Linked DNA regions of Mus musculus: all the other regions are linked to region 3. A link is a loop called in an ENCODE intact Hi-C map of the cell type or tissue named here. Cell type or tissue: heart. All regions are shown on one strand.

Region 1 (8,000 bases), 470 kb after region 3:
TCTTTAATCTAAATGTTTAACTACTTTTAATACACATTGGAGAGAATTTTACCATATAGAAATTGGGGTGTGGTACAGGTTTAAACTTTTTTATACTATAAACGATTTCTCTCAACAGCGATAATAATTTTTCATTAAATTACTACTAGCTAACTATGAAATCTAAAAAACTGTGGGTGGGGGTTGTGGGTAGAATATCTGCTTTCATATCATTAAATAAAGCAGCTGTTGGTTTTGCTGTATAATTGATGTTGAGTCACTTATATTATGTGCCTTGGGGGGGTTGTTCATTCTCTTCTTTTCTGGACAATATGTTATATAAAATTAATTCAATGTGTATGCCATGTGTAGTCAAACATAACACCCTTTATCCTTTTTTGGCATTTTTTTTTTCAAGTTAAAGACCAAGTAAGAAGTAAGTAGAAGGCTGGGCCATTATCTTTGGCCCAAAGTATTTACATTTACGGGATAAAATTTCATAAATACTTTCAGTCCTAAAATTCTATGATTCAGTAATTTCTCTCTTACTATTCTTTTACATTATCAGAATTGTACATGCTTGATACTAAGAACTTTGCCATTTTTACTTGTTCTGATTTCCCGTTATCTCTGAACACACATGGAGTGGAGTAGAAAGGTCTAAACAGCAAAAACTACGCCCATCCTTCTCGGCAGGACCTTTCCTTGCCTTACTTCCTTCTCTCCACAGTTTAAGTTCTGTACAGACCCAGAATGATATAATCTCCATTAGAAACAAATGCCCTCTCTCTCTTCTCTCTCTTTCTCTCCTCTCTCTCTCTCACACACACTCACACACACACACACACACACACACACACACACACACCACATGCACACACTCGAACGCACATGCACACACACACATCATGCACACATACGACACACTCACAGACACTCCCTCCCCCACTTGGCATGCACACTGCAGTCGAAATCTCAGTAACATCCATCCCTGTAAAATTCCTTTTAAAATTCTTTGTTTACTTTTCCACTCTCACCCCTGGTTCTCAAGATTCTCCATTCCAAACCTGTGTTTTTCTTTTCATCCCCCGCCCTCTTTATAGCTGGGGAGTTGCCATATTTTACCATTTCTAATTTCCACTTAAAAGTATTCTTTTTTTCAAAATGCTGCTAGCATTTTTTTTTTTTTTTGCCCCAATACTTGATGTATTTCCTTCTTTTGACCACAGGTTTTATTCGGACTCTAGATCTTAACCTTGACCTGCCCTTAATTTCCTTCTCCCTTGGAATGAATTCTTGTAGATCAGTTTCGAACGTCATCGCTTGCCTAACACGCCCATGGCTGTTGCTATAGGGAGGAGGCATTTTGTTTTCCCGCGCATTGAAGTATTCTCTATATATTGATGATCTACTCCGGCACTCAAGATCTCTGAGAAAGCTGTTAGCACAAGAACTGCCGGGATGACATAATTTCCTCAGAGCCTCCTCCCAACCCTGCCTATCCTAGCCCCACCTGCGGGAAAATTTTAGTGATTCCAGTAGAGGATTTTTTGAACATTTGCTGATACTCTGCAATATTGCAAGCTTGAGTTTGCAGCGTTCTTTCTGTCCGGATGCACGGGAGCGGAGAGGGGCTTCTTTCCAAGATCAGACCAGGTGGAGTTTCGCGGCTGCCAATTCTTGGAACAGAGACACCCTTGACCCTCATTCTAGCAGTGAATGAACCTTCTAGCCTCTAGGTCCCATTTCCTTCCTGGGGACCCGAGTCTCATACCTCCCTGCTCCCACTGCTTTCTCATTTAGAGCTACTTCTCTGGAAGAGCGTGCCGCACACATTTCAGACACTTTCACACTTATCTCATTTGTTCTTCTTCGAAACCTTAACACAGGGACACACTGTCTCTCTCAATCCTGTTTCTCTGAGAAGAGGACTCCGGCCGGCCGCTGATTCATCCTGTCCTGACTAGGACAGGGCCGCGCCAGTCCTCTTCTGGCTGGACCACCTTTCCCATTCGCCTCCTTCACAAAACGTGGCAAGGGCAGAGCTGGGCCAGCCGGTGCCCCGCCTTTGTTTTCATTAACAGCGCACCTGGGCCTTAAGTGCTCAGCAAATGCCACGCTGCCACACAGATGTAGAAGCTGGCTTTTCCTGGCTCCAATTTGCTCCTTAGCTCTCATTTCCTGTTTCTCGGCCTCCCCACGGTTTCTCTTCCCACCCCATTCCACTCCGCAGAACTGCAAATTTTTCTCTAACACAAACTTCCCCTTTGAGCCTCCCACCTTCAGGCCGGTTTCCCACGCAGGGCGGGCTAGGAGGCACCGGGTAGGGGTTGTCAGGCCCCAGGAGCTCACCTCCGTTTCAAGAAAGTGGTACCCATAGTGCCCCGACCCTCCAGGACTGCCCGGGGTAAGCCCTAACCCTGCACCCCGCCGGGCCCTTTCCGCTTCCTCCACTGCCCGCCCCCTCCGACCCTCCCGGGAGGCTTGACCCGGAGTCCTCTCAGCCGCGGAGGGAACAGCCGAGCCGCCTCCTCCCTCTCCCCGCCCAGAATCCCGCGAATCCACTGCTCCGTGCGCGCAGGCGGGGCTGCAGGGATGGCGTCCAGCACCGGGCTCCCCTCCGAGGACGGAGCACCGATCTGTCCCTACTCATGTCCCCGCCGCCCTGGCTGGGGTCCCAGCTCAGCTGGAGCCTCCTGTCCTCTTTCACTGCTTTCCTAAATGGCCAGCTTGCTTAGGCGCCCCGGCGTGCCCCGGTAGCCGAGCGAGGCACACGCCCGAACCTCGCCCCCATTCATCCCGCCAAGGTGAATCTCAGCGAGTGGGGCGCCCTGGCTTCTCTTGCAACGTGCAACGCACTCGAACCTAAATAATGATTCCCCCTCATCTCTAGTAGAGTCTCTCTGCCCCCGTCACCCGCGGAGCAGCCCCCGTCGGGACCCCATTGTTGCCCAAGCCGCCAGGCGCCCGGGACGGACCCCTCGGACTCCAACGGCTCCGCCCACACCTTTCCAACTTAGCCGGGGTTGAGCCGCAGGGAGAGCTTGGGCGCGGGCCCCTTCCTCGCTCGCCTCCACCCACCCTGGTTGCTGTGGGGAGTGGGCAAGGGCCACGCGGGCTGGCCTCTTTATTTGTCTCCTAATTCTCTCTCCAAGGCTGCCTAGGCGCGTGGTGACACAAAAGAGGGGGACTTGGTGCCAGCTCAACAAGAGTCTCTCCAATGAGAGTTGTCATCCGGAGGTTACTCTCTCCGAGACCCCTAGAATTCCCCCCAGGCTGCGGCTATTGGAGCGGCAGGGGCCATGTACTGGTTATTTAGGGTGCCGCAGAGAGGTGGTGCAGGTGACAGGGTGGAGCGGAGAAGGCCCAGGGCCAGGGGCGGGGGCAGGGGTGGGGCCGGTGGGGCGGGGTGGCGGCTCCACGGACCCACCCCCTGCCGCTGGCCAGGCTGGCTAGAAGAGGGTTGGGCAGTGGGTGTTGCGTTCTACCTCTGTGATCGGGGAGGGGTTAGTTTCCCACAGGGGATTTCAACCATCACACTCAGAGCCCGCCTCCTAATCCTCCGGCAGAGCGGCTCGGGGCCCCATTTTATGGCAATAAAGCGACTTAGCGCCTGCTGAGCGAGCCCCTCCCCGCCGCCGCCCCCGCCCTCGGCCCCACCCCGGGGCTCGCCCGCAGCGGCGGGGCTTTGTTTCTGGGGAGGAGGACCCGGAGCTCTTTTGTTTGGGGGTTTGCTGTTTTCAACCCCCCACCCTCCCCACCCCACACACACCCCAACCTCACCCCGCCCCGCCCCACCCCCCGCTCCTCTCCGATTTCCTGAGCTGCGGGCTGCAAAGGGAGGAGAAGCAGCTTCTTGCAACCCCCTCGGCTGGGCCCCGGGGTAATTCGATGCGGGCCTGGCGTGGCTCCCCACGTTAGACCCGGGCTCGCGTCTCGGCAGCCTCCACCCACCGGCCCACCCTACATTTAGCGCATCATGTGATCCGGGTAAGTCATTTGCAAGTACAACAGTTCCCTGGGTTGCCCCCCATTCATTTCCTGAGAACTGCAGAGAGCAGCTGAGAGGCTCTGCTTGTGCGTGTGCGTGTGAGTGTGCGCGGGTGACGCCGTGTGAGTGTGTGTGTGTGTGTGTGTGTGTGTGTGTGTGTGAGTGTGTGCGCGAGTGTGCGCGCGCGCGTGTGAGAGAGAAAGGGCGAGAGAGAGGGGGACTCTTGTGTGAGGGAAAGAAAACAATTTCTCCTGCTCTGCAGCTTCTGTTCAGGTCTGTGCCGATTCCTTTTTTTTTTTTTTTTTTTTAATCAAAATAAACAACCCCCTCCTTTTTTTTGCCATCCCAAATCAGATCGTATTCTCTTAACATGTTTTATTTTCCTCTGTCATCTGCTCAAGTTAAATCATTTTGGTTGGTCTGTGTTCTTAAGGGGGGGGGGTGTTGGGAAGCGGGAGGGGGTCGGGGAAGGGCGATGCTATTGCCGAGCCTGGAGCGGCGGTCGGATTCGCGGAGAAGAAAGAGGGAGGTTACTTGTCCCACTCCCTAAACATTTTTAAAAGAACTTAGCAAGTAACGTGAATTAAGCAAATGCTTTGCTCCCCCGACTGGAATTGTTGGTTGCAGTGTTTGCCTGACAGTTGCCAAGGATGAGAAATAAATCCTCAGGGCTGAATCAGGGAGGGGGTGCGGGGGGGGGGGTTGTCGTGGAAGTAGTTGGTCCCTCGGAATGGATGGGCTGAATGAATAGCCACACAGGGGCCGAGCCGTGCGGGCAGTGTATGAGCTCTTGAGAGTGGAGGGGAAGGGGTTAAGGAGGAGATAAGATTGCTGGCATGAATAGTAGTCCTGGCGCTACATTTATTATTGTCTCTGGTCGTAATGATGTGGAACTGTCACTCGCTACTGTGCCTGGTCCATGGGAGTAGCCAGGGGCTGGCCTGTGGCTGTTATTTTCAATTACGAAGGACCTGGCTGGAGTTGACAAGGGACAACTTTGTAAGGCCACCTGGGCCGAGAAGCCCGCGGAGCTGGCCTAGGAGCCACTTCTAGCCTTAGACGCTCAGCTAAGAGGGCTAGCACTTGACCTCGACGTTAGTCAGTGTTCTTCTTAGATGCTCTTCTGCCGGGGAGAATCAATTCTGCTTTTGTTGGGTAGAGAACTGCCTCTCAGAACTTTGCAAACTTTTATCTTTGGCGAAAAGGGTGGGGTGCACTCAACAGTTTTGTTTCTTGGTGCATTTGAGGCAAATACTTGGAAAAAGTATCAATTCCTTTGTTAGATGTCCTGTAGCTTCCCAGCCCCCTCCCTCTGCTCCTCTAGTTTTGCATACTTTACTAGTAATTGCCCTAATTCAGCTGATAAAAGCTGAAATGTTGAGTTAAAGAGTATTAGTACAGCGGAATGTATAATCTGGATAAACAGTTTCTGTGTTTAGTATTGTCAGCTCTCTAATTTAACTGTACAGATGGCTTAAATCTCTGTTTTGTATGGATTGTTTAAAATAATTCTACTGTCTAATAGAATTCTCGACTGAGCACTAAGATATTTTAACTTGGCATTGACATCCTGTTTCCCTGTAACACGGGAGAGACAGGCAGAGGCTCTATTCACATCTAGTGAATGTGCATCTAGGTGCTTCTTAGACATCTGCCAATCAATTGCACACGTCATTCTGCAAATTCACCTCGAAGCCTTCACGCCTCTTTCTGAGCGGTGGAAAGAGATGTTTAGATAAGTAAATGCTTTGAAAGACATTTGGTGGCTTTTAGGAAGCCGCAGCTTCTGATGGGAAGAGGAGTGGTCACTTCAATGAGAAAATAAACCATCATCCTAGGCATGCTTTTAAATCTGGCATTTAATTACCACAGGGGGACCCCTCCTCCCTAAGAAAAAAAGCCTGTCTAGTGGCCAGTTCTTATCTGAATGTTCATTCCATTAAACAAACAAACAAACAAACAACAAACGGAAAAACCAGGTAGAAATTGGTTATGTAAAGAGTATATTTTTAGGTTTGAAAAATTTAACTGTAGCCTGTTGTTATTTATAGGATGCTTGAAGACAGACATTTCAATTGTATCACTGTTGCCTGGTCAATTTTGATAGATGTAATCCAGAAAGCTAATTTGGGTTTGAGAGAGAGCAATTTGAGCATTTAAATATTGGAAGGAAACAAACAACAAACAAACATTTACTGCATTTAGAAAAAAAAAGGTTTATTATGCTAACTCTTAATTAATCAAATATATTTAAACCAGCCAAGTTAAAATATTTTCACATGAAATTTTAATTTATGAACTGCATCTGTTTAACTAGCATAGCTGTGTCAGGGTAAATAAAACATTCTTGAGGATTTCTGTTGGTTACAGAAGTCCTTCAGTTATTTGTCTGCTACTTAGCAAGTCATATTTCAAAGAAACTTTTGTCAGCTCAACTTTATTGGATAATTTTTTACAACTGATTATTGAATGAAAATTGTTGTCTCCCCCCTCACACCCCCACCCCCAGTACTTTTCAAGAAACCATGTCCTCTGGGAGGACATGGTCCTGGTGTAACAGTTGAGACCTTGACCTTAGCAGCTCTTGGCTGGTTGTTTACTCCAGCTGCTGCCTGTGTGTGCTCCAGAAACGTAGGTGGTACAAGCACTCTTTTTCCTTGGGTTCTTCGTGTTCAGTACCCAGAGCTTGCACACAGCCTAGAGTCTATAATGTTGTGACTATATATAGATATATATGTTGCTTGGAGTTGACATCTGGCTTCTTGTGAAGGGAAACGGAGTTTCAAAGTTCCAGAGTCAGATCTTAAGCCATGAAGCAGTCTGTTTCCAACATCATAAAATTACTTACTTTAAACCCAGGTGCGTTTTATCTTAGCAGAGGTGATTTAGCTACTTGGTCCTCCAGACCCTGTACTCAGGAGTTTCAACTGGGAAGTGTTCATTAATGTGTAGTTGTGAGAAATATTATCCAGGGAGGTGGTGCTTATAGTAGCTGATGAGATAAAACTGTCTTGGGCATTTTTCTCAGTTGATACAAAATGGAAAGTATGAAATTTCATATTTTATAAATTAAATAACATTAGAATAATTCTATAAAATTGAGATGCTAGACAATGTGCTTTCGTATGTTGGGGAGCAGGATTCTGAAGTGTTTGGGGTTCATAAAGGTAGCTGCGCTGTATCTGCATCAATGCGCAACATTGGCACAAACATTATTATTATTATTATTGATGTTGTATCCACTGTGATTAAGGAACAAGAGCTAAGGATCTCCAAATTAATACTACCATTATCTTTTTTGTTTATGAAGTAACTTTCATTTTTAATATGTTCTGATACGGATCTTAGCTTCTGTCCCATTTACATTTTAAAGATAATTACAGTGGCAAACTGGAAATACTTATATTTTGGCCCCTTCCCCTTTTACTGTAATCCTGGCAGGACTTCTCTCACTCTGTAGCTGCCCTTGACAGCCTGATCCTCCTGCCTCCACTTTCTGGGTACAGGGTAGGCATGTGCCCCCACACTCAGCTTATTTTCTTTGTGAATAAAACCACCCTAAAACGTTTTCATTTTTCAGCTTGTGAGTTATCCACAGCTTTTGGCTTTAAGGGTGTGTAAAAATATTAATATTAAATTACCAGCAACACCCTCTAACCACAGTCTTACCTCATCTACCACACCCTCTCCACTCCCAGAAGCAGAATGGGAACTGGCAGATGGGTCTTGCCCTGTGCCTGGAAGGTCAGCTGCAGGAGGCTCTGACATACCTGCTTGGGTTCTAACTCTGTGGGACTTCAGTCCACTAGAATTACTTCTTGGGGGCCCACTCAAACCACACCCAGTCTGAAGTCAGCCCCTGACACGTGATCTGGAATAAATGGTTGCTTTCTCAGTACTTAGGTTACAAAAGGTTGGTTTTCCTTTTCTTTCTTTCTTTTTTTTTTTTTTTAAATTTTTGTTTTTGTTTTCTTTCCCCCACAGAGTGGCTACTTGAGTAATTTTACTACCCTATCAAATTTTGCTTTGG
Region 2 (8,000 bases), 190 kb after region 3:
AAACATAGAGATGCAATAAAAATTATTATATGAGGGGCTACATGAATCTAAAGGAGCTACACTTATGAGCCAGCTTGTCAGAAAGATATGAATGCAGGCAAGTTCAACCTGGGATGCAGCAAGTCGAGGCCCAGGTGTGGTAGAAATGGTAATTTCAGGGCATGGTCCCACCAACTTAGTTTATCTTCTGTACTTAACAAAGGTAAGCAGTTCTCTGAATTCTTTTGCAATAGTAAGAAAAATGTGAGGTTGTTGTCTTCTAAGAATCAAAGGGCTGAGTTGGTGAGATGCTGATTCATAAGATGGTCAAAAGGGAACCTGGAGTAAATGACTCTATTGATATGTAAAATAGAACACTGGACCGAGCTATCCAGAACTGAAACACACACACACACACACACACACACACACACACACACACACACACACACACACACCTGCATGCGCATAAGACTTGGACAGAGAGATCTCTTAGAATAGCAAGCAAGCAGAATAAAGACAGACAAATCTCCACAAAAAAAGCAGAACATAGAAGCAGACTGAAAAATCTTAGATCTACAACTTGACTTTCTTGATTTGAGTCATTCTTTTAGACACTTCCAAACATGCTTTCTCTCAGAACTGCTCTCCATGCCAAGGTTGGTCTTTCGTACCTGGCCTTTCTTGAGGTCACACACTTGGTTACATTTTCTCTGTGTGTCACTTAACAGCATACCTGAATCAGTATTGCCTGGTAAATCACTACATTGGCATTTGGCAGTGCTGAAGAGAAAAGCAAGAACAACATAAAAAGAAACTATAACAAAAATCATAACAATCTCACTTCATAATCTACCCTAGCAACACCATAATCAACTCCTTAATTAACCCCAAATGATGAATTAGAATCCTGTTAGTAATCATCCATCGCAGCAAGGATGATTTTACAAATTTGTGTCCAACTATACATTTTTATATATATTTTGATAATTTAAAAAAAAATTTCTATGATGTATGAAAAGCATATATATATAAATATATATATATATATATATATATATATGATATAAACAGCCTTCTCTAAAAGCTCTAAAAGAAGTCTCATGATCCAGCTTTATCCAGTAGGATTTTCCACAAATATTCTGGCTGAAAGAAATTGTATTTAAACTAGCAAGTAAAATTCAGATAATATGCAAAGCTTCCTTATCATGTGAATTATTTAGGTGAGCAGAATTAGAATGGACACCTATATACCTGTCCAGTTTAATTCGTTTTATTATCATAAACATTAAGAGTAATAACAAATAGCTCATCTATGCTCCAGTAAAATATTTATTAGTTTTAAAACTTACAAAAGAATGAAGAACAATCTGTTCATTTAAATTCTATAACACTGCTTAGCCAAATAAAATTCATACAGCCTGCATTTTACACTTATTGGGAATCTAATAGCTACAGAATAATAAAGAAACTAAACAAAATAAAGCTGATCTTGTCTATCAATTGTTTACATTATCTTCTTTGGAAGTAAATGCCTATAAGTGTCTCAAAAGGCTTAGTTAACAATTGTTTTTAACTAGGATTCCTATTGCTGTGATTAATCAACATAACCAAGAGTAACTTAAGGAGGGAAAGGTTTATTTCACTTATGTTTTCGGGTAACAGCCTGTCATTGAAGGAAGTCTGAACAGCAATTCAAACAGGTCAGGGACCTAGAGGCAAGAGCTGATGTAGATGCCATGGAGGGATGCTGCTTACTAGTTTTCTCTCCATGGCTTTCTCAGCCTGCTTTCTTATAGAACCCAGGACCACAAGCCCTAGGATAGCTCCACACACAGTGCCCCTGGTCCTACCACAAGAATCATCAAGCAAGAAATACCACCACAGGCTTGCTCACAGGCCAAGCTGGTGAAGGCATTTTCTCAGCTGAGGTCCCCTCTTCTAAAATGACTCTACCATGTATTGCCATGTATTAAGTTGACATAAAACTAACTACCCACATAACAGATGAGCTCCACCTTCAACTCTCCTCTGAAGGGTTCATATACCCACAGGTGCCCAAATCAGGTATCCCATTGCAGGAGCTCTAGATGACCAATTCTTAATAGATAGGCTCCAAGGGAGAGTGAAACTTCTGTTTATTATTGTCTACAGGATCAAATGAGATCTATAATATTTCCTGCATTTTTAAGTTTTCTCCGAAACCAATATTCTAAGAATACAGTACCAAATGATGGTTTTCAGCTGGTAGCTCTTAATTGCTGAAAATATATTCACACTGTTTGGTACTAGCAACTATTGTGTTTTTAAATAAATGCTAAATTGCATATATGTTTGATTAAAAATAATGTGGTTTTATCCTCACCTCTTGAGACTCTAATGTTTTAAATGCACTGGAATTAATCCAACACACACTTTAAGATTCAATTTTTTTTTTAAATAAGAACCTTTTTTTTAGGGCAGAGAATGAAGCTCAGTAGTAGGGTACCTATCTTCTGTAAGACTCTTGCTTCCATCTTCAGTGCTGCAAAACAAATAAACCAAAATAAATTAGGATCTTGTTATCTACAGATTAAATCATTTAACAAAACCCTTTCTGCAAGTGTTGCAAGAACATGGACAGAAAGCCTTCATCGAGTAAATGCCATGCTCACAGGAAGCCGTGTGCAAACACACATTAAGACACGATACCAGTCATACACAAGGACAAATTCAGGGAACCCGGACATCATCAAACTGGGTAAGAGTGACAGTCGCTGGGTAATAGTGACAGTCGCTGGGTAATAGTGACAGTGGCAAATGGGAGTTTATGGAGAAAAAATATCTCAACAACATCTAACACAATTATTTCAAAGCAACAAATCCTGCACTTGCAACCCAGAGGCCAGAGACTAATATGTTCAAGGCTAACCTGCGCTAAATATGATAGCCCTTGCCAAAATACAATGTATTCTTTGAGAGGGAAAAAAAAGCGCCTGTCAGCGCACCTGATTATTCGATTTCAGTCTTCCTGGTGACTAACCTGGTAGAAGAGAATTTAATCCAGTTAGTTGTCCTCTGACCTTCAGGTGTATGCCTTGTGAAACTTGCATGCATATGTGTGCACACATACACATAAACACACACTAAATAATAAATAAAGAAGTAAATTAATAATTAATAAAATGTAATCAAAACTTCAAGAAGAAAATAAACTTCTTTAAAACTTTTTAGGAACAAAGTAAAGTTCGCCATAAACTGACCTGTGAGAAGACAAAATTTTGATCTTCCAAATATCCCCACGTGCCTTTAAAACATTTCAGCCATAGTCACACCGGACAACAATTTTTGTTGTTGTTGTTTGTTTTGTTTTTTTTCTAAGACTTTTCGCATCAACCCCTTGAAACATGTTTTAAATTGTTCAAAATAAGGTTGAAAAGGCCAACTCCAGAAATTTCCAGAAACACCTTATCAAACTTCTATTTAGAATATATAGTGACTTTCCCCACAGCTGTCCGTTATTTTTTTACCCCAAGGGGGAAAAATCAAGCAAAGAAATTAAACTGAAGGCAGATTTTAAGACTCGTCCACAGTCTATTTAGAATCTGTGAATTAGACAAACCAGGTTTCATTCCATAAAATACATTTGATAATTGGAGTCTTCGTGAATTTACAGTGATAATTATTATGTCAAGTATGATATTAGATGGGGACTTTGGGATCCGTGTTCAATTGTTTACCAACACACCAATTCTTGATAGTCATATCTCTGTCATAAAGATCCTGTCTCTAATACAGTGTCCTGGGGAGAAGGAAGCTAAATTCATGACATGATCAAAAACATCAAATAAAATTATAAACATGTGCCAAAATAATTCACTTACTCTCTCTGTTTTCTGGCTAAGCATGATATTACAAAACACTGTGGAAATTTTGCTTGTACATGTGCATAGAATTAGAGCCCAGGTTCCTTACATTACCTGACAGGCCTTTCTTGCATCCCCTCTCCCTTGATGTGCACAGGAAACCGTTTGCTAATGACATTGCCAGGAGCCCAATGACCAAAACCATTGGGCTGTGTTACTTTCATTATTTTTTATTCAATTGCTTTCCCAGCTTTCTGGCTCCTTCCCAGCTGGCTGTGAGCCAGGAAGTCCATGACCCAGCCCCTCTCTTCCACCACCGCTGTTAGAAAATCTTCCTGCAGCTGACTTCCCTGGGGCTCGTCCCCTGGCTTTCCCCCTGGTGTGCATTCCGCAGATTCAGATCTGGGTTCTTGTTTTTCTTCCACACACTCACTAGTCCACAAATATCAAGAATTCTCTCCACTAAAGCATGCTTAAAGATTACTTCCTACTGTAAAAAGAAAATGGAGAGCAAAATATGTATAGCTTGATTTGAAATCCATAAAACTGATAAAGCAGAGAAAGAAACTAAACAGAAATATCGGATGTTTCTATTTCTAGATATATTATTTTCTACAGTCAGCTCTCTCTTCCTTCCTCATGTTCTTTATGTTCTTTATAGTAATGCTTAGGTCTTCTTTTTATAAAAAAAAATTGACTACTGATATTTTCAAATGAAGAATTTCTTTTAAAGGTTGCATAATTGACTGGCTTTTTAAAAGCCAAATTGAAAAGCCATTCATAGTGGCTCTTTTCTTTAATTCCAGCACTTAGGAGTCAGAGGTGGGCAAATCTCTGTGAGCTCAATGCCAATCTGGTTTATATAGTGAATTCTAGGACAGCCTGTGAGACTTAATGAGACGTATGAACGAGAGTGAGAGTGAGAGTGAGAGAAAGAGTACTGATAGTGTTCAACAGGAAAATGATACTATTATAGTATCTGACTTCTGTCAGTATTTAAATTAAAGTACACCTTGGAGGCTAAAATAAAAACTATAAAAATCAGGTATGGTAGTGAACATGTGTAATCCCAGCACTTAAGAGTACGAGGCATGACGATTGGACATTCTAGACCAAGTTGAACTACAAAGAAAGAACATGTCGTTTTTAAGACAAATTCCAACAAGAAAGTGAATAGACTAATTTTTAATATTAAAACATATGATAAGAAAGCAAAAGGCTAGAGCCACTGCAGGAAGATGGTGAACTAGGAGATGGTTGGCAGGGAATGAGGGGAGGCAGTCGTGAGGGAGACAGGTGAACACCGGGTGTGCTGACACATACCTGTGAAGATGCCACAACAGCGCTCCTCCCTTAAAAACTCACTTAAAACAATCAGAATACTAGCCAATTCTTAAATGGAAAGATAAGCTTCTGGTTATAAATGATATTTAATTATGAGTATTATACTTTTACTTTCTCTTGTAAGCTGAGTAAGATTATATTTGTATTTTCTACATACATTCTTATTGTTTCGAGGTTTTCTTTCTTCTAAGTTTTATGTTTTCTTTTATAAGATACACAGTGTAATACAAATATTATTTAGCTCAGTTTACTTATTCTATAACCCCCACATATGTATATACACACATATACATACGTATATATGTATATTTCAAAACACATTCATGGTAAACATATATGTTTGTCATGAAATAGTTCATGGTAAACATAAGTAATTCTTATTTTTCAATTCAATAAGTAAATGAGAAATTCTGATTTGTGTTTCTCTAAATGATGAAGGTATTCCTCATTGGCCTCTAAGCTGGCCATCCTCTTAACCACTTGACTATGATATCATTGGTCACAGCTAAGTAAAGAAGATGTTCAGCCCAATGGTAAGAGCTCAGCTTAGTTTCCTTCTGCATAAATAATATATGTCCATGGGAACCAGGCTCCAGAGATGCCTAAAAATGATACAGTGAAGTGGAAGACCTGTGGGAGTTTCTGTGCTTAGAGAGAAGGGCAGACGTATTAGGTGGATGTTGTAAGGGAGCGCTCTTGCTTGGTTTTGCATACATCAGCAAAAGATTTTTTTAAATGATTTTTTTAAAGCAAGAATAGCAACTAAGGCTTAAAAGAGCCATAATAGTAGAAAACAGTTGACGTGTAACTTCCCTAAATATTAAATAGAATATGAAGATAATAACTTGAGCCTAGGTGTGTGACTGAGTTCCAGCTTAGTGTGTGTAAAGCCCTTGATTTTATTTCTAGTCCTGACAAAAGGAAGAAGGCAAGGCCAGTGTTGCCCTCTATCCTGAAAAAGTATACCCTGAGCATCCACTCACAGCCATATCATGACTTAGCATACAGAACAGTTATAACATCACATAGCATGAAACCTCAATTTTTGATGGTGAAATTATACTCAAAATTATTTTCATTGACTGTCATGCGCATTTTATTGTTTTTAAGTGGGCTTTTAAAGAAAAGACATCATTTATTCATGTAATATAGAGACTTCTAACATGCTCTTAATAGTATAAACCTTAACAATAAATACCCCCTTTGAGGAGATGAGCATATGCTAAAAGTTGAGAATTTCATTCAGGAGAGATTCCACCATCGAACTCACCATGAACCCCTCCCCACTACTTCCAGTTCTCACCTGTCTTCACCAGGTCTCATGAAAGGACTCAAGGGCGTCCATAAAAACAGTTCTATCAACACCCTGGGACAATCTCTATTTGGGCTATAAATAAAGTCAAAAGGTGGAAACAGAAGTAAGAAAAGAAATAGTTTCAAAATGGAAATGACTGACAGGAAGAAATAAGCTTGTAAGAACTGTTAGCTACAGGACTATGAGTGACATACAGCAACAGTGGAGTAACTTGGAAATGCCATGGTAACGGTTTCAGAGTCAGAAGTCAATGAAAAAGCACATTACCCTCTCCTGATAGAGCATCTTTCTCTCATGTAATATGCACTTTCTTTCACATCTCTGTTCAATCAAGCTCTGCCTACAATTACCTCTGCTTTGCTGCCTTCACGTAGACAGTGCCAGCCCTCCCTAAAAATACAGCTTAAGTCTCACGTTCCTCATCCCTGTCTGGTCTAGAGCACCTCCATCTTAAACTGTAAACTCAGTCTTTTATTGCTAGTTACATGTCTAAGGTCCTTGCAGCCAAGGACTGGGTCTTTCATCATAACCACATTGTGTATTGTCTAAAAGTCACTCATGAAACATTTTCTTGGAAGAATGGACAGGATATAATGTAATTGAAAGGCTGAAGCACCATCCTCCTATAATGTTTAAGGAATCTTTTAAAGGAATCAGAGGTGATTCCCTCTGGGTTTTACACCAGCTGAATTTAAGTTTAAGGAAGATATTTTTCTAAAATCTTTTTTTTTTTTTTTTTTTTTTTTTTTTTTTTTTTTTTTTTGGTTTTTCGAGACAGGGTTTCTCTGTATGGCCCTGGCCCTCCTGGAACTCACATTGTAGACCAGGCTGTCCTGAAACTCAGAAATCCGCCTGTCTCTTCCTCCCGAGTCCTGGGATTAAAGGCATGCACCACCACCGCCCGGCCTAAAAATCTTTCATAACGAATATTAATTTTACTTTTCTCTTCTGGTTTTTCTTACTTTCTCCTTTGTCATTCACAAGGTAAAGAAAAGAAAAACACGGGATGAAACAGAAGTGAATGAAAAAGCGCATTACCCTCTCCTGATAGAGCATCTTCCTATCCAGTGCAGGTGGACAGAATTGATCAGCGTCACTATTTTCAGGTGTTTCGGGTGTTTAAGGAGTCAGATAAAGGTCAGTATCTGTTCTGAAGCAGGTTGCTTCTCATCCTTACTCTCTAAATTTCACTTTTATGTAAATAACTTTTGAAGCTTTGAAGGAATTAATATAGTAGCCAACCTAACCTAATTCTCTGATGAATACTGAGAAATATCCATAAAGTCCTTCAAACCAATATCTTATTGCAAACACAGATGACCATACTCTCAGTGTGAGAGTTCCAAGAGACCAAGCTCCTCAGCAAAGTATTTCCAACAATGCTTTATTAACAATGAAATAGAATCAAGTACAAACACACCCTGTGTGAACAAGAGAAGAAAAATAATTTAAACCCTTGCCATTTTCCGGCTTAGATATGTTACCTACGTCCAATTTCCTGTACTTAGGTAGTTGTG
Region 3 (8,000 bases):
TATTTGTCATTGAGACTACTGTATTTCAAGAGGTGCCACGATGATGTTTCAAAACCACAAGTATTGGGAAGATATTTGCTATAAGTGATATAATACTGATTTTTTGATATTGATTTACATAAAATTCTTAACATCAAGTATAAAAACATTGTCTGAAAAATAGAGATGAGGTGGAGATTCTCTGAGTAAGAATTTAAATGGCCAATGTCAGAGTGGGAAGATGTCCACCAACAGGGACTCCAAAAAAGAATAATCATGAATTTTCATTTCATACTCATTCAAATGACAAAAAAAAAAAAAAAAAAAAATCTGTCAGTATAAACCATTGGCAAGGATGAAACAGAAATTCTCATGAAATGGACAAGTCAGGGAATGAGCAACAAACAAACAAACACAAAACGACAAATATCAAAGGATAAGCAATAAGATAAAATAAAATAAAACAAAAACTAGCCAACCAACAATAAAAACAAAACAACAGATGACAAAGAAGGAACCCCAGTGAGTTTAATAGACTCGTTAGTGACTATTCACAAACCAGAGGAAAAACTTGATGGAAACTGAAGGAGCCTCTGAAATGCCATCGGATCAGCTAGAGCAGAACTCCTTGCCTACACTTCGGTGACTTCTCCGCTGAGTCTATGACGCTGCCTGAGGAATCCACAGACTGATTCTGCGCAGTTTATCACGGGTGGGTCCTGCTTCAGTCAGCTTCTCATTCTCTCATTATCTCACAACTTCCTGTGTCTTCTGTGAGCCAGGGAGGAGTTTTCCGGAAGCTCTTTTCTGAGAAGTCAGCTCTTGCAAGTTCTCGGACTTGGGCAAACACGCCACTCCTATGCCTTGTATGTGAGTCCATTGCCATGGGCTTCGGAATCTCAGACCTTGGTAACTAGGCCTGGAACAGAAGCTGTCATGCCCCCAAGCTACCTAGTGTCAGTTTACAGTTCCTCAGACCTATGAACCTTATCATTCTTCCTTCTATGCCCAGGTAGAGAGAATGAACAAGAATCTAACTACTGTCCAGTCCGCCCTAACCCGTCTTGCTCCCACCCTGACCAGACACCTGGAGGACGTCTATCTCCCCGTGGCTCCCCTGGCTCATTTCACTCCTAACATGCCAGATGAACCTCGAGTGTTCTCTTTGCTCCCTAGCCACTATAGCGTCTGCTTCTGAGGCACTAGGACTTACTTAGATGAGATTAAACACAAGAGCAGCAAACAGCTTCTGAGACTCCTACGGTGCCTCTCTTTGGGCAGGACCCAGCCTTCTATTGTACAGTCCCTCACACTACAAGTGAAATAATTTTTCATTCTGTCCTAATGTCACCCAGAAATAGGAAACACCAAAGTGTTCCCACCATGGCCTGGGAAGCTGTCATTTGTGCTTTAAACGTGACTCGGATGATGATGGTTTAGTTAAACTTCAAAAACGATTTCATATTTTCAAATATATCTTTATAAGAAAATATACCGGGCGTGGTGGCGCACGCCTTTAATCCCAGCACTCGGGAGGCAGAGACAGGTGGATTTCTGAGTTCGAGGCCAGCCTGGTCTACAAAGTGAGTTCCAGGACAGCCAGGGCTGTACAGAGAAACCCTGTCTCAAAAAAACAAAAAACAAAACAAAACAAAACAAAACACAAAACAAAACAGAACAAAATAAATGTAGTTCTATTACATCTTAAGTACTGATTTGTTTTCCTTTTTGCATTCATCCTACCCATTTCTAATTCTACTAATTGTATTAGGAGCCCAACAGGGCAGAAATAGGCTTCACTTCAGAGGTCATTGTTTGACAGTGAAAACAGTCATTGGAATATTGAAATAGGCCCAAAAATTATTAGAAGCACCAAAGGGGACCATTGTAGCAATTCTAAATTTTCTGCAGATTTCCCCCTCGAAGGTTATAAATACCCTTAGAAAGCCATGCGAATTTTATCACAGCAGCTCAGGGGCAATGTTTACTTCTTTCTCAGCTGAGATATTTCTGTAAACAATAGGTCCTCCTGAGAAAGCCGGATTCCCAATGTGCTTGATAACAGTTTGCTGTTTGTCAAATTGGCAAGTTGGGCAGTGTTCTGCTTTTCTCTCTGACAGGAACTATTGCTTCCTTCCAGGAGAGTGAACCGATTTCAAAGCAAGACAGACAATGAACAAGGGGCTTCACCTACAGAACCTCATAGTGTCTGAGGTCTTTGAAACCTTTAATGTGTCTCCACATATTCCACAGATGAGCATCGATAGTTCAAATTTGCTTGATTAAAAGTAAGAATTGAGGACTGGGCTTCCCTTTGAAAAGATTGCCTGTACGGTTGGGGCTTAGGTATATGTTATTAGTTTCCTTCTGAAGGATATACAATTGATACTTAACTCAAAAGTATGGACAGATGATTATTAATGGTGATTTTAAAATCAAGACTCTAGCTTAGACACTTTCCAAAGCTGGGCTGTTTAATCTGAACAGATGCTTTCTGCAGGAGAGCCGCGAGACATCAATCCAACCTGTTCCTTTTTATGGTCCGTCCCATTATCTGTTCTCCCATAATTTGTATGCACATTTTTGCCTTCGATCTCTCAGCTCGAAAGTCCTCATTCAGACCGTGGCTGGAACAGACAAATCAGGAGGCTTCGGCACACAGGTGCCATTACCTATGATGCATTTGAATCCATGCAAATGTCAAGATGTAGCTGCAGAAAGGTTACCTCCCCACACTGCGGGGGGGAAAATCACTCTGCCAAGTGCCAAACTTTTATGTGCGCTGTCTTTTTCTTAGCCAGTGTGTGAGTGGGGGTGGGGGTGGAGTTGGGGGTGGGTGGAGGGGTCAATCAGGGAAACTGATCCCTAAATTGGTGTCTCCTGAAAAAAGGCAAACTTTATTCAGAAGGTTCAGACCTTCACCTATGGCCAGCATGGGCGGGTTTGTTTTGCGATGGTCCATCTTTGAAGATTAGGACTTTTATCTTGTGTCTGGTAAACAGTTTCAGTCTTAGAATGGACAGTCCTATGCTTGATGCACTCGGCTTGAAAGTCAAGGGCCCCATTTGTCTGGATTCTTCATAGATGTCTGGGATCTTTACCTCTTTTCAGACTCGGAAGACCTTATTTCGAATTATCCCACTCCAGAGGAAAACAGGTGAAGCAGAGGCCCTTTCAGGGGCTCTGCACACAGGGAGGCTGCAGTCTAGAGAGACTCCGAGGAAGTCTCTTTTGCTCCCGCTGCTTTCCGCTATTTTGTTCCGCTCACCAGTTGGGAGGAGAGGTGGGGACACACACGCTGGCTTTCTCTCCAAGGCGCAGCTGAGACCTTTAGGAAATCACTGCGGAGGCAGAAGCGGCAAGGCGCTATTTTTAGCTCCAAATTGATTCAGCTGCAGTCCCTGCTGCCTCTGACTTCATTGCCTCCCGGCCCACCCCTTGCTGTCCTCACTCCCAGCTTCAGCTTGACTTCCTGTGCCGCCCCTTTTTCCACCCCACCCCCCACCCTCCCCACCCCGTGCTGTTAGCTCCCTCCCTCCCTCTCCCTCCAGTCCCGGGCAAGGCTGGGCACGGGCTGGCTGCTAGTAAGTCCAGTTTATAGGGAAAGCTACAAGGACTGATAGTGCCTCAGGCTGTGACATCCCTCAGAGGCTGCAGCTGGCCAAGAGCAGAGCCTCTCCGGGTTCAGCCATCCTCGATTGTTCACCCCTACCCTTGCCCTTGGGACAGAGTTCCAAGAAGAAAGTTCTTCAGTTGCAATGCTGTGCTCCGGAACATCTGCCAAGTGTGTCCCATCTGGCCAAGGTCTACGCTTTCAAACATTATGCTAGGAAGAAAGGGCAGACACTGGGTGGCTTTTCTTCTTCCTCAGGATGTCTGTACAGATGAGCCTGGAAAGGGTCGCTTGCTGAGAGGAAGGGTGAGGAACAAGCAAGGCAGTACAGGCCACCTGCCTTTGTTTGCATGTGGGGTTAGCAGTGACCCCCTTCCTCTGACCCTGAAGGCCAGGGTAATTCCAAAGTCAAGTGGGGGCCTATTCATTTTCTATTTATGACTCCATTTTCTATGTCTAGTAAGTAAGGCAATGGCCCTCAGAAACCCTAGCTGCACTAACATACATTACGAGTAAAAATGTAGATGTCAAACGGGAAGAACATAAGAATGCTTATAAGCTAAGGATTAGATGGTTCCCAAGTCCTTTGTTAATTGTCCAACTAAGACCTCGATGGTGCACAGCCTGGGAAACTTGTGCACTCTGCTTGAGTGGAAAAGAGGCAGCCACTTCCACTCCCGTAATGTGTTAGAATCGAATCTGGCTCTGGCAGCACTAACAAATAGCTGAGCCATCCGTCCTCAGGAGGCCAATTAAACCTAAAGTAACAATGAACACAGAGAAAGGAAATTTATTCAGTGAGGCACACTGGGAAGAGGAACAAAGTCCATCTTCCAGGTCCTGTCATAGGGTGTAGGTTTAAATGGATGGTAGGATATATGCATGATTGGGCAGTCCAAGTCAATGTGTAGGCATGGCACCATTGACCCATCTGCACTACGGTTTGTCATCACTATGAAATCTCTCTCTCTCTCTCTGTGTCTCTCTCTCTCTGTCTCTCTCTCTGTCTCTCTCTCTGTCTCTCTCTCTGTCTCTCTCTCTGTCTCTCTCTCTGTCTCTCTCTCTCTCTGTCTCTCTCTCTCTCTGTCTCTCTCTCTCTCTGTCTCTCTCTCTCTCTGTCTCTCTCTCTCTCTGTCTCTCTCTCTGTCTCTCTCTGTGTCTCTCTCTGTCTCTCTCTGTTTCTCTCTCTGTCTCTCTCTCTCTGTCTCTCTCTCTCTGTCTCTCTCTCTCTGTGTCTCTCTCTCTCTGTCTCTCTCTCTCTGTCTCTCTCTCTCTGTCTCTCTCTCTCTGTCTCTCTCTCTCTGTCTCTCTCTCTCTGTCTCTCTCTCTCTGTGTCTCTCTCTCTCTGTCTCTCTCTGACTGTCCTGGAACTCACTTTGTAGACCAAGCTGGCCTTGAACTCAGAAATCTACCTGCCTCTGCCTCCCAAGTGCTGGGATTAAAGGCATGCGCCACCACCGCCCTCCTTGAAATCTCTTCTTGGAAGACAAGTTTCTCCTCCCAGCACCAGATTCCTGAGGAAACTCCCAGAGGCCATCATTTCAACAGCTGGTAACAAAAGAGAGATTCACACTTGTCTCTCCTTAGAATGTTTAAATGTCTGCCAATACAAAAGTGGTGGTAATCTCTCAGTAAAGACCTTTGAATAAAATAGCTGGTGTTCTAGGGATGCTGATGCAAATAGGACCCTCACTAGGAGTGTGTGCATCCCTAAGATTTATGTATTGAAACAGAATCATCACTACAAACAGTTAGGAGAGGTGGCCTTAGTAAGTAAGCAACGGACTCATGGCAGCAAAGCCTTCATGAATGGGATTAGCAGGGAAATGAGTTCATCATTTGTTTCTCTCTGCCCAAGTGAACACTCCATCTTTGTCCCCTCTTCAGGATGCATCATCAAGGAACCTCCTTAGAAGCAGAAAGAAAGTAGCAATCACAGAACCTTCTCATTCTTTTGACACAGGACACCAAACCTGTCCATTGCCTTGACCTTGGACTTCTAGCCTCTAGTACAGTAAGAAATAAACTCTGGTTGTTTATAATTCCCCAGTTTATGATATTTTGTTATAGCAAGACAAATGGACTAAGGTGCTACCAGATAGAGCATGTCTCTTAATAGAGAAGATAAGATATGAGCAAGCAAATGAAACATGGTAGGTAAGAAAACTAGGAGGATGTCCAAATAGGAGCACAAAGGTTGGTTTCAAGGATGAAATGATCTGTGTATTAGATAAGAACAAGTTGCTGGTTTTAGATGTAGAATGATAAAGGCATTAAGCATTCTAGGTCTCTGTTGGGCACGACTGCCATTTCTGGCCACTTGTATCCATTTATGATTAGACTTAAATCAACTAAACCAAATTTAAAACTCAGTTCCTTAGTCACTGTTGTCAAAACTCAATACTCAGTGGCAACTTGGGGCTAGCAGCTGCCATACTGGATGGCACAGGTTCATAACTGCAGAACATGCTAGTAGACAGATCCACTCTAGAGAGAGCATCCTGAAGAAGGGCACCATGCTAGCAGAACTTAGGAAACATTCAATAAACAAAAAACAAAGAAGCAACAACAAAAAACACTAAGTGAGGTGGGACCTCTGGTGCTGAGGAGAAATGAAAGAAAGTTGTTGAAATGAAGGGGCCAGAGGCTATAGATGACCAAATGTAAGCCTCAGACATGCCGTGTGACTTAGAGGTACTGGGCCACACTATACAGTCTGCAATAGGGAAAGGATGTGAGCAGAGCCGTGCATTCTGAAATAGAAATGTAAGTGTTTGGTATAACATAAATTTGAGGGCTTTTTAGTTTTCAGAATCCTCAGACACCTGTTGTTTTGCTTAATTCTCAGAACAAATATGAATGAGCATACCAGGTATGAAGAAAAGGTTTTTCCAAGAACATGACCAATGTTACTAGGAACATAGAATAATGCTGAAGAGAGCCACATAGAGAGAAACTAACAAAACCCTTATGCTATCTGTAAAAAGCAGCCTCCTCTTGTCATCACCCTGATGGCAAATTATCCTTCTTATTGTCAGGAGCTACTGATTGGTTGTATTTTCTTACTAAATTACAGTATTAATTACTTATAACCCCTAAGAGGTGGTAAAAGGTCCTGTGACACTGGCCTCAACTTGACATCAAGTAGCCAAAACTGAAACAACCTGGAACTAAATGAATAAATAAATAAATTCCATTGATCAACGTATCTTTCTCTGTATCAATACCATGCAGGTTTCACAATTGTTCTGTAGTAAAGCTTGAGGTCAGGGATGGTGATTCCCCCAGCTGTTCTTTTATTGTTAAGAACTGTTTTTGCTATTCGGGGTTTTTTGCCTTTCCAGATGAATTTGAGAATTGTTCTTTCCAAGTCTTTGAAGAATTGTGTTGGGATTTTGATGGGGATTTCACTGAATCTGTAGATTACCTTTGGTAGTTTGGCCATTTGTACTATCCATTAGCATGGGAAATCTCTCCATTTTCCGAGATCTTCTTCGATTTCTTTTTCGAGAGACTTGAAGTCATTGTCATATAGGTCTTACACTTGTTTGGTTAGAGTTGCCCCAAGATATTTTATATTATTTGTGGCTATTGTGAAGGGAGTTGGTTCCCTAATTCCTTTCTCAACGTGTTTATCAATTGGATAAAGGAAGGCTACTGATTTATTTGAGTTAATTTTATATCTGGCCACTTTACTGAAGTTGTTTATCAGCTGGAGAAGTCCTCTGGTATAATTTTTGGAGTCGCTTATGTATACTATGATATCATCTGCAAAAGTGATACCTTTATTTCTTCTTTGCCAATTCAAATCCCCTTGATCTCTTTTTGTTGTCTTATTGTTCTAGCTAGCACTTTGAGAACTATATTGACTCGATATGGGGAGAGTGGGCACCCTTGTCATGTCCCTGATTTAGTGGAATTGTTTCACGTATATTTCCATATATATTGGCTGTTGGTTTGTAATAAATTGCTTTTATTATATTTAGGTATGGGCCTTGAATTCCTGATCTCTCCAATACTTTTAACATGAAGGGGTATTCTATTTTGTCAAATGCTTTTTCTGCATCTAAGGAGATGATCATGTGATTTGTTTTCTTTGAGTTTGTTTATATAGTGAATTAAGTTAATGGATTTTCATACATTGAACCAACCTTGCATCCCTGGGATGAGGCCTCCTTGATCATGGTGAATGATGATTTTGATGTGTTCTTGGATTCCATTTTGCAACAATTTTATTGAGTATATTTGCATCAATATTCATGAACAAGATTGGTCTGAAGTTATCTTTTTTGATTGGGTCCTTGTGTGGTTTAGTTATCAGAGTGACTGGCTTCATAGAATGAATTAGGTAGTGTTCCTCTGTTTCTATTTTATGGAATAGTTTAAGGAATATTGGTATCAGGTCTTC
Region 4 (8,000 bases), 150 kb before region 3:
TATACTGCTACCTAGGCAGGATTTCCAGTAGAAATGTGTGGATAATAAAACACATACTGACATCTTTGGGATTTGCGTGGATGCTTGAAGGTGATTAGCTGGGCAACTCTAATAATCGGTTACGGAGACAGGGCATGCTTCGGAGATAAATTGAATAAAAGCAGAGAGTTTTTAGGAACGGTAGATATATTTTATCCTTGCTTGGCACTGTTTCCAGCTGTGAAATGCTCAGGCTAGGCAGCCCAAAGCCAGCACTGTCACTCAATGATGTGTGACTTTAGCTAGGCTCCAGCTGCTTGCTATCAAGGCTAATGCAAGAGGCAGTGGTACCTTCACCTGGTGGAATGGCACTACATCTAGATGAAGGTCCACATACTCTTCTAATTACATCACTGTCTGAGTTGCTTTGCACTGGGGAGCTCTTATTCTCATCTTCCAGTGAGTCAGCTCTTAGTAAATTGGCTGAGTGGGTGGGCAGCATTAGAAAGGAGTGGAGAAAAGAGTTATGGGGAAGACGATGGCAGCATCTTTCTTCCACTCATTTCTGGTCTCCCAGCTGTTGGAGGCCACCGAGGCCTTGAAGCCTTGTTTATTAACCGAGGGGTTTGAGCTCTCTGTGCTGGTGGGTGTTTTTATTTGATGTCTGCTGACTCACTTCTGTTTCCAGGTACATTTTGTCAGATCTCCAATATGAGTCTCCAGAAGGAGAGGAAACTGGTTATTTTCAGGAGCTTAATTTAGCCTACTACCTGGCTGGAACATATCAGTGTGTAAATGCCAAAGAAAGCAATTAGAAGCTCTGATTCCTCCTTCCTGATCTTCAGGCTCATTTTTCAACTACAGAAGTGGTTTTCAGTGTGAAATCATAGCATTATCAAATGATCCCTGGGTTTCTTATGGGTGCATATATTATAAACTTTGTTTTACTTTGCATGGCTTAATCCTTTGTGTTTTGGCACAAAAATAATTTTGAGGTAACTTTTGTTCAATTGCTGTAATTCTCATCTTGGAGGTTTACTGCCTCTGCCTGCTAACCTAGGACTAGTCCTGGAAACTTTTAGCCTCCATACAATCTTATTTAGGGCTAGTATGTTTTTAGCCTCTGTCTTAGTCAGGATTTCTATTCCTGAACAAACATCACAATCAAGAAGCAAGTTGGGGAGGAAAGGGTTTATTTGACTTACACTTCCATACTGCTGTTCATCACCAAGGAAGTCAGGACTGGAACTCAAGCAGGTCAGGAAGCAGGAGCTGATGCAGAGGCCATGGAGGGATGTTCCTTACTGGCTTGCTTTTCCTGGCTTGCTCAGCCTGCTCTGTTATAGAACCCAAGACTACCAGCCCAGAGATGGTCCCACCCACAAGGGGCCTTTCCCCCTTGGTCACTAATTGAGAAAATGCCTTACAGTTGGATCTCATGGAGACATTTCCTCAACTGAAGCTCCTTTCTCTGTGATAACTCCAGCTATGTCAAGCTGACAAGGGGTCAATTGTACTGGCTAACCTAGGACTAGTCCTGGAAACTTTTAGCCTCCATACAATCTTATTTAGCGCTAGTATGGTTTCAGCCTCTAAGACTTACTGCTGAATAAACTCATCCTTTCCTGCTCCTTTTGAACTCTGCCTGGCTGGTTTCATTCAGCTGTTCTGGTTCAAACTCCTCTATAAATTGATCCAATTTGGCTTCTCTCTTGACCCCTTGATCTTTTGCTCTGCTTGGCCTCAATCTGGCAGTCTGTTCTAATCTTCTGGCTTCTTCTCATTTTCTGGCTCATTCCATCTTTACCTTTGTCTAGCTTGCTCTGTCTCTCTGTCTCTCTCTGTGTCTCTCTCTGTGTCTCCATCTCTGTGTCTCTCTCTTTCTCTCTCTCTCTGTGCAACCTATCTTTGGACAATCATCCCAGTAAAACTACCTCCTCTCCTCTCTTTTCTCCAGGCACTGTCTTTCTTGAGTAGCATCTATTTTCTTTCTGTTCTTGTGAGTGTTGGGCATATTGTATTCTGTTAAATCTTTCTCTGATTCTTCACTTTGTCTGTCACTCAATTAGACATCACTTTCAAACACGGGTGCTTCCTTCCACAAACTAAGTTTACCTTCATTGTTTGGAATTAAAGATGTGTACTGAGGACCTGTCTGTATTCCAGTCAGAGGGATGAAGGGCTGGAACACCACAACTAGAAACATGTTTTATTTATTTTTTGATTACACAAATCAATCTCAGTTCACAATGTAATGAAATATCCTGCAACAAAGGATATTATTTACCATATTTTTGAGTATTTACCTTGTTACTACTGTACCCAAGAAGATGAGATTCTTTAATTCATAGGGACTATAATTAGTGTGTGTGTGTATCTTTAAAAAACAATGATATGTCTATAGCCATTTCAGAGAGATGTCAGTTGAGCTGTAGAGATGGCTCAGTGGATCAGAGTAGTTGTTTTGCAACAATAAGTAAAATGTTGTACCAAATATAGGCTAAAGGTTAAAAAGTAGAGTAATAATCATAAAGGAAAGAAAACACAGCTTGGAAATTGTTTCCAGAAATGATTCTCCCTGGTTGTTAGAGGGAGGTCCAAAATATAGAATTGGACCTAGGCATCATGCAATTTGATGTGAATTTAGGCTGACAGACAGGATGAATTTGCTGGTCTGTTCTACTCAGTTCTTTCTTCCATAAAGGGGACATAAGCAATGGAATATCACAATGATCAAATGTACTGAAAGGTCTTTCTAAACTATGGAGTAGGAGTTAGGTTAGTGATTTTTAAAACTCAAATACTCCCAAAACAGAGATCTTAAATTTAAGTAAGCATACAAGTCTCATTGATAAACTTGAAATAGCAGTGCTGGCTCAGTATGCTTGTGTCAGTCCCTAGCAGCTAGCATTTTATTTGGGACACCCATGCTTTGTACTCAGGGTTGTCTCAAAATCACTATGGCTGGTCACCAGTTTATAGATTTCCTGACTCAGTTTCTCAAGTGCTGGGGTTTCAGGCAAGTTCAACCAGGCCCATCTTAATTTAAAATAATAATAAATATTCAGGTGCTGTGCAAGCTGGTCACAGGACTTCGTGCAGTCAATCCACAAGGCCTGAAAGGAACAGGGTAGCATTTCCCAATGGGGATAGTGAAGCTCACAAAGCCCCTTCCATTAATGCTTACCAAGCAATAGGTCAAAGTTCAGTGGTATACACAAGGTTACAGGGAAATAGTAATACTTCAGAGATGTTTTAAAGAAATAAGAAAGAGCAGAAATAAACACAAAGTTTACATAGAAAGAGGAGTTCCTAGGAAAGAAAATATTAATGTTTTTCATATAGGCACTAAGCAAATATCAGCATGTAAGTTACAAAAGAGTTTCTGTAAGGGTTGGTAGATAAGTTCAGGCCATAGATAAAATGCCTTTTTCTGGACAGAATTCTGTGTACTAAATGCACAAATAAAAAATGCATTGCCCTCTTCCTCTGTATTAATCACATCACAAAATGTCAGCAGTTATGCATAGATTTAATGTCTCACTTATTTGTTAGGAAATGCATCATGACTACAATTATTGTCTAGCATATCAGAAACTCTGAGTACATCCTTCCTAACTACATGAATTTACCATTTGTTTCCCAGGAGTGTTTGTAGGCATGCTAAACAAATGCCCTCCACCAACATGTTTGTATTTTGGTGATACATCTGTTTATGTGAAGTATGTTACATAACCCAGCATAGAAAAAGGAGAGTAAAGAACTCATAAGAATCTGGGTACAGGGGCACACACCTGTAATAACAACACCCAAGAGGTTGAGGCAAAAAGACTTCAAGTTTGAGGCCAGCCAAGGATTACATAATGAGTTCAAGATCTGCCTGGGTGACAGAGAAACCAAAAACATAAATAAATAGAAAACCAACCAACCAACCAACCACCAAACAAACAAACAAAACCCCTTGTGGTTAGAATCTGAGCACTATTGACCAATAGTGCTATAACTTTAATTTAATACTGAGTTTCTTTGAATGTTGGTCCATGTGTTTGTGTTTGTGAGTGCATGTGCATGTTTCTGCCTGTCTGTGCAGACGCAGGTGGGTGGAGGGGGGATGCGTATGCAAATGAGTATGCCTGTGCACAGAGGCCAAAGCATAGCCTTGGGTGTCATTCTTCAGGCATTCTCACCTTCTTTGAGGCAGGATCTCTCATGGACCTGGAGCTCAGCAATCAGGTTAGGCTTTCTAGCAAGGGAGCCCCAGATATTCTGTAGCCTCTGCCTCCCCAGCACTGGGTTTACAAGTGAACCTCACTGCTCTCTGAGTTGTACCATGAGTTTGAAGGGACAAATTCTGATCCTCACACTTGCCAAGCAAACTCTTCCCTAAGTGGGCTATTTCCCTAGCTCCGGAGGGGTGTATGAATGCCTGCATCCTCAGTGCCTTCCTCTGCTGACTAGGTTTACTACACCTTATCCTGTGTTTCAAAGCTTATAAATGCCCAGTGATGGAGATAACATACGAATATATAAAGCTAAGATAGCTCGAACTCACTGCAGAATCCAAAACAAGTTATGCAGATGGGCTACAGTGACTAACAGACATTCCAGGAATTCATTGAAAAGGTACCATTGATCTAACTGAAAGATAATATGAAAAGGAGAAAGAAATCAGTTCTTCTTGGCTTCCATTTTATTATTGAGGAACTTTGGGGATTTAAGCATATGGAACTCCTGGGTTTACATGATTATCAAATCTGGTTGACAAGAAAGACTGTCATCTTTGGTACTAAGATTTTGTCTGAAAATGCTGTTTTCAATTGTTGTGATATGAAAGAGATAGACAAAAGTCAGACTACCCCTGTAAGCATGTCAGATAATAAAGTAAACACCAGGGCAGTGGTGTGTCTTATGTTTCATGATTTACCAGGAGAATCAAGTTTCAATAGCAGGATATGTCCAGAGAAATGGCTGCTCTCCTTATTAAGATAGCTGAGACAAACATATGCCACCTTGTCCCAGACTTTTCACCCATAACTCGAACAGGGTTACAAGAACTAACCCTGGAAAATTAGAGACAAGTCTGCTTCCAGTGAAGGAGACTGGGTGTTTTGTCAAGTTGTTGGAGGCAGAGGGGCAGGGGACAAAGACAGCACCACGCTACCTTCTGTGAGAGCCTGAGTTCTTTTCAGTGACATCCAGGTGACACCAGGGGTCCTAACTGTTCCCTACAAAACAATGTAAGAAAAGTCATAGGGCTCAGAGCTACAGTTTATTGGCAAGGTATTTTAATAGATTAATAAACAACAATTAGTGAAAGACAGGTGCTCAGAGACAGTCCATACTCATGTATGTGTATGGGTAAGGTGCGCTTCGAAGACAAGTACATAGCTGTAATATGACTTGGCCAAGATTACAATATGATAAGATAAAACTATGGATTATAAGAATTGTGTAAGGAGCCAAGGTATACGTTTTACCATAAACAAGTTTCCTGTGAGATTCCTGGAGTTCACAGAGGGGAAGGAGAAGAACAGCAATGTACTTGGTCATACGCTCTTACATACACTCTTAAATAGGACATATTGCTAATTAAATAGCCCAACTGTCTCTATGTAAAAGAATTGTTGTCTCTGTGTATGTAACCTTTACAGTAAAATTGTTTTAACAGTGCTGGGATTTTGGGCTTCCGCTAAGAGACTTTGACTGGATTCCCAGATAAGGGTTTCTTTCCTTCCAGTGGTCCCTGATTTTCTAGTCTTCTTGCTTGCCTTGCTGTTACTCAGAGGCCACTTTGAGTTTTATACTTGCCCTACAAGAAGAGAAAAACCACAAAGAAAATGGAACCCAGAAAAAAAAATTCAGAAAACCTCCCTCAGGCCATTCATCCTGCATGTGTGTGCAGATTTCCTCCGCTGTCCAGAGAGCACCGGGATATCCGCTTGCAAAAGGAAACAATTCTGCAGGAAATTGAAGCTGGCAATGGCTCCACAATACAATTTCTATGCTCTTGGTGTTTCATAAGCAATTTACTATATTAAAAGCAATAGAGATTAACTTTTTAAAAATTAGGTATTTTCTTCATTTACATTTCAAATGCTATCCCAAAAGTCCCCCATACCTCCCCCCCCCACTCCCCTACCCACCCACTCCCACTTCTTGGCCCTGGCATTCCCCCATACTGAGGCATATAAAGTTTGCAAGACCAAGGGGCCTCTCTTCCCAATGATGGCCGACTAGGCCATCTTCTGATACATATGCAGCTAGAGATATGAGTTCCGAGGGTACTGGTTAGTTCATATTGTTGTTCCACCTATAGGGTTGCAGATCCCTTTAGCTCCTTGGGTACTTTCTCTAGCTCCTCCATTGGGGGCCCTGTGATCCATCCAATAGCTGACTGTGAGCATCCACTTCTGTGTTTGTCAGGCCCCGGCATAGCCTCACAATAGACAGCTATATCAGGGTCCTTTCAGCAAAATCTTGCTGGAGTATGCAATGGTGTCAGCGTTTGGAGGCTGATTATGGGATGGATCCCTGGATATGGCAGTCTCTAGATGGTCCATCCTTTCATCTCAGCTCCAAACTTCGTCTCTGTAACTCCTTCCATGGGTGGTTTGTTCCCAATTCTAAGAAGGGGCAAAGTGTCCACACTTTGGTCTTCATTCTTCTTGAGTTTCATGTGTTTTGCAAATTGTATCTTGTATCTTGGGTATTCTAAGTTTAGAAATTAACTTATATCACATTAATATAACTAATTTAGTCACTACCATCCCCATCCTGTTTGTAATATCTACAACTTGGCCTGAGGACTCAGTCCACTGCCTACCCTGGCCACCCTGAAAAGAATTTTCTAAAGTGTTGTCAAAAAAAAAATCTCTCTCACACACAAGCACAGGGAGAGAAAGAGAGACGTCAGAGACTTTAGGACATCACATCAATGTCTAAATCTATCTCTAGCTCTAATTTCTTTTGTTTTTGAATAATTATATCTGTTTTTTTTTCTCACTGTTGAGACTGGCTAGTGAAGTGCACGGATACAGTCATTACTAAATAATGTATAAGTAAATAAACAATACATTCTTCAAATAGAAGAAAACATTTTCAAATAGACAGAAAATGGTATTTAAGTTCGTTTCTGTGGACTTCTCCTCTTAGACAGTAGTTCATCCTTGACATTTTCTGGCTAGTTATCTTTAAATCATGACATTTTAATGAAAACAAAACCCAGAAACAACTTGCGCCCTCTCACTCATTATATCTTTAAAAATCATGGTAACAGTTTTTGCATAATGGTTGCCATATAGGTATTCATAATGAATGCACCAGATTTTGTTTTCTACTTCAAGAAAAGAGAGATAACTATGACAAATTCAATGCTGTTTTGACTTGAGGGTCTCTAAATAAATCCACACAGCAGGGGTATTCAAGGTCCTTAATTCAAAGGAATATATTCTCTGGATTCTGTTAGAAAAGTAGAAACTTAATAGGTTTGATAATATTTTACTTTATAATGCATTTGTCAGGTGTGTGTGTGTGTGTGTGTGTGTGTGTGTGTGTGTGTGTGTGCTTACGTGTTTGGTGCCTGAACGTGTACAGGTGTGAAGAAGATGGGGACAGAGAAGGAGGGAAGGATGCAGGTGAAGAGAGAATTTAATAAAATAATCCTCAATTGGTACCTTCCTATGCATATTCTTGGAGGAGTTGATGAAGAATATCTCTGAAGTAAATGACAACAAATTGGATCCAAGGCCCACAGTGAACTAATCCTACTTTGTATAATTACATTTCCATTGTCATTAAGATCCGAAACCTGAGTAGTTTTAAGTTAATAGTTTATAGGCAGAACAATTCCAATAGGAGCAGGTGGTGGCTATGCTCATACTTATAATCCAGTTTTAGATGTGATTCTTATTTGTGTAAAAACCGAAAACATTAAAAAAAGGAAGAAGAAGACGACGACCAGGAGACATCTGGTAACTAAGGGGATCCAATTCTCTAGGTGTCAGGACCCATTATCTCTTTCC

The links. Peaks named below come from ENCODE experiments on the same cell type or tissue, not always from the same donor. Only the 100,000 strongest peaks of a DNase experiment are listed, where the experiment ranks them.
Region 1: a loop joins it to region 3, with 4 times the contacts of the local background. A loop is called at or near these places in 4 of 42 quality-filtered maps.
Region 2: a loop joins it to region 3, with 3.0 times the contacts of the local background. A loop is called at or near these places in 4 of 42 quality-filtered maps.
Region 4: a loop joins it to region 3, with 2.0 times the contacts of the local background. A loop is called at or near these places in 4 of 42 quality-filtered maps.

The regions. Positions count from the first base shown.
Region 1 is chr14:100,280,500-100,288,499 of GRCm38, reverse strand. Gm41231 (a long non-coding RNA gene) reads right to left here and starts at 2,777. Exons shown (of 4, transcript XR_003951003.1): 1 at 2,714-2,777; 2 at 2,069-2,627. It also overlaps a transcript of Klf12 not described here. In heart, a CTCF peak has its summit at 3,305; DNase peaks (open chromatin) are centred at 2,589, 3,519, 3,909 and 4,839; H3K4me3 peaks cover 4,797 bases; H3K27ac peaks cover 4,150 bases; H3K27me3 peaks cover 233 bases.
Region 2 is chr14:100,554,645-100,562,644 of GRCm38, reverse strand. No RefSeq gene overlaps it. Among named protein-coding and RNA genes, the nearest start is that of Gm26367, 140 kb to the right of the region's middle. In heart, a CTCF peak has its summit at 4,197; a DNase peak (open chromatin) is centred at 4,074.
Region 3 is chr14:100,745,703-100,753,702 of GRCm38, reverse strand. No RefSeq gene overlaps it. Among named protein-coding and RNA genes, the nearest start is that of Gm23538, 11 kb to the left of the region's middle. In heart, no CTCF peak of the experiment used is centred here; a DNase peak (open chromatin) is centred at 3,442; H3K4me3 peaks cover 1,347 bases; H3K27ac peaks cover 1,929 bases.
Region 4 is chr14:100,891,715-100,899,714 of GRCm38, reverse strand. No RefSeq gene overlaps it. Among named protein-coding and RNA genes, the nearest start is that of Gm23538, 140 kb to the right of the region's middle. In heart, no CTCF peak of the experiment used is centred here; no DNase peak of the experiment used is centred here.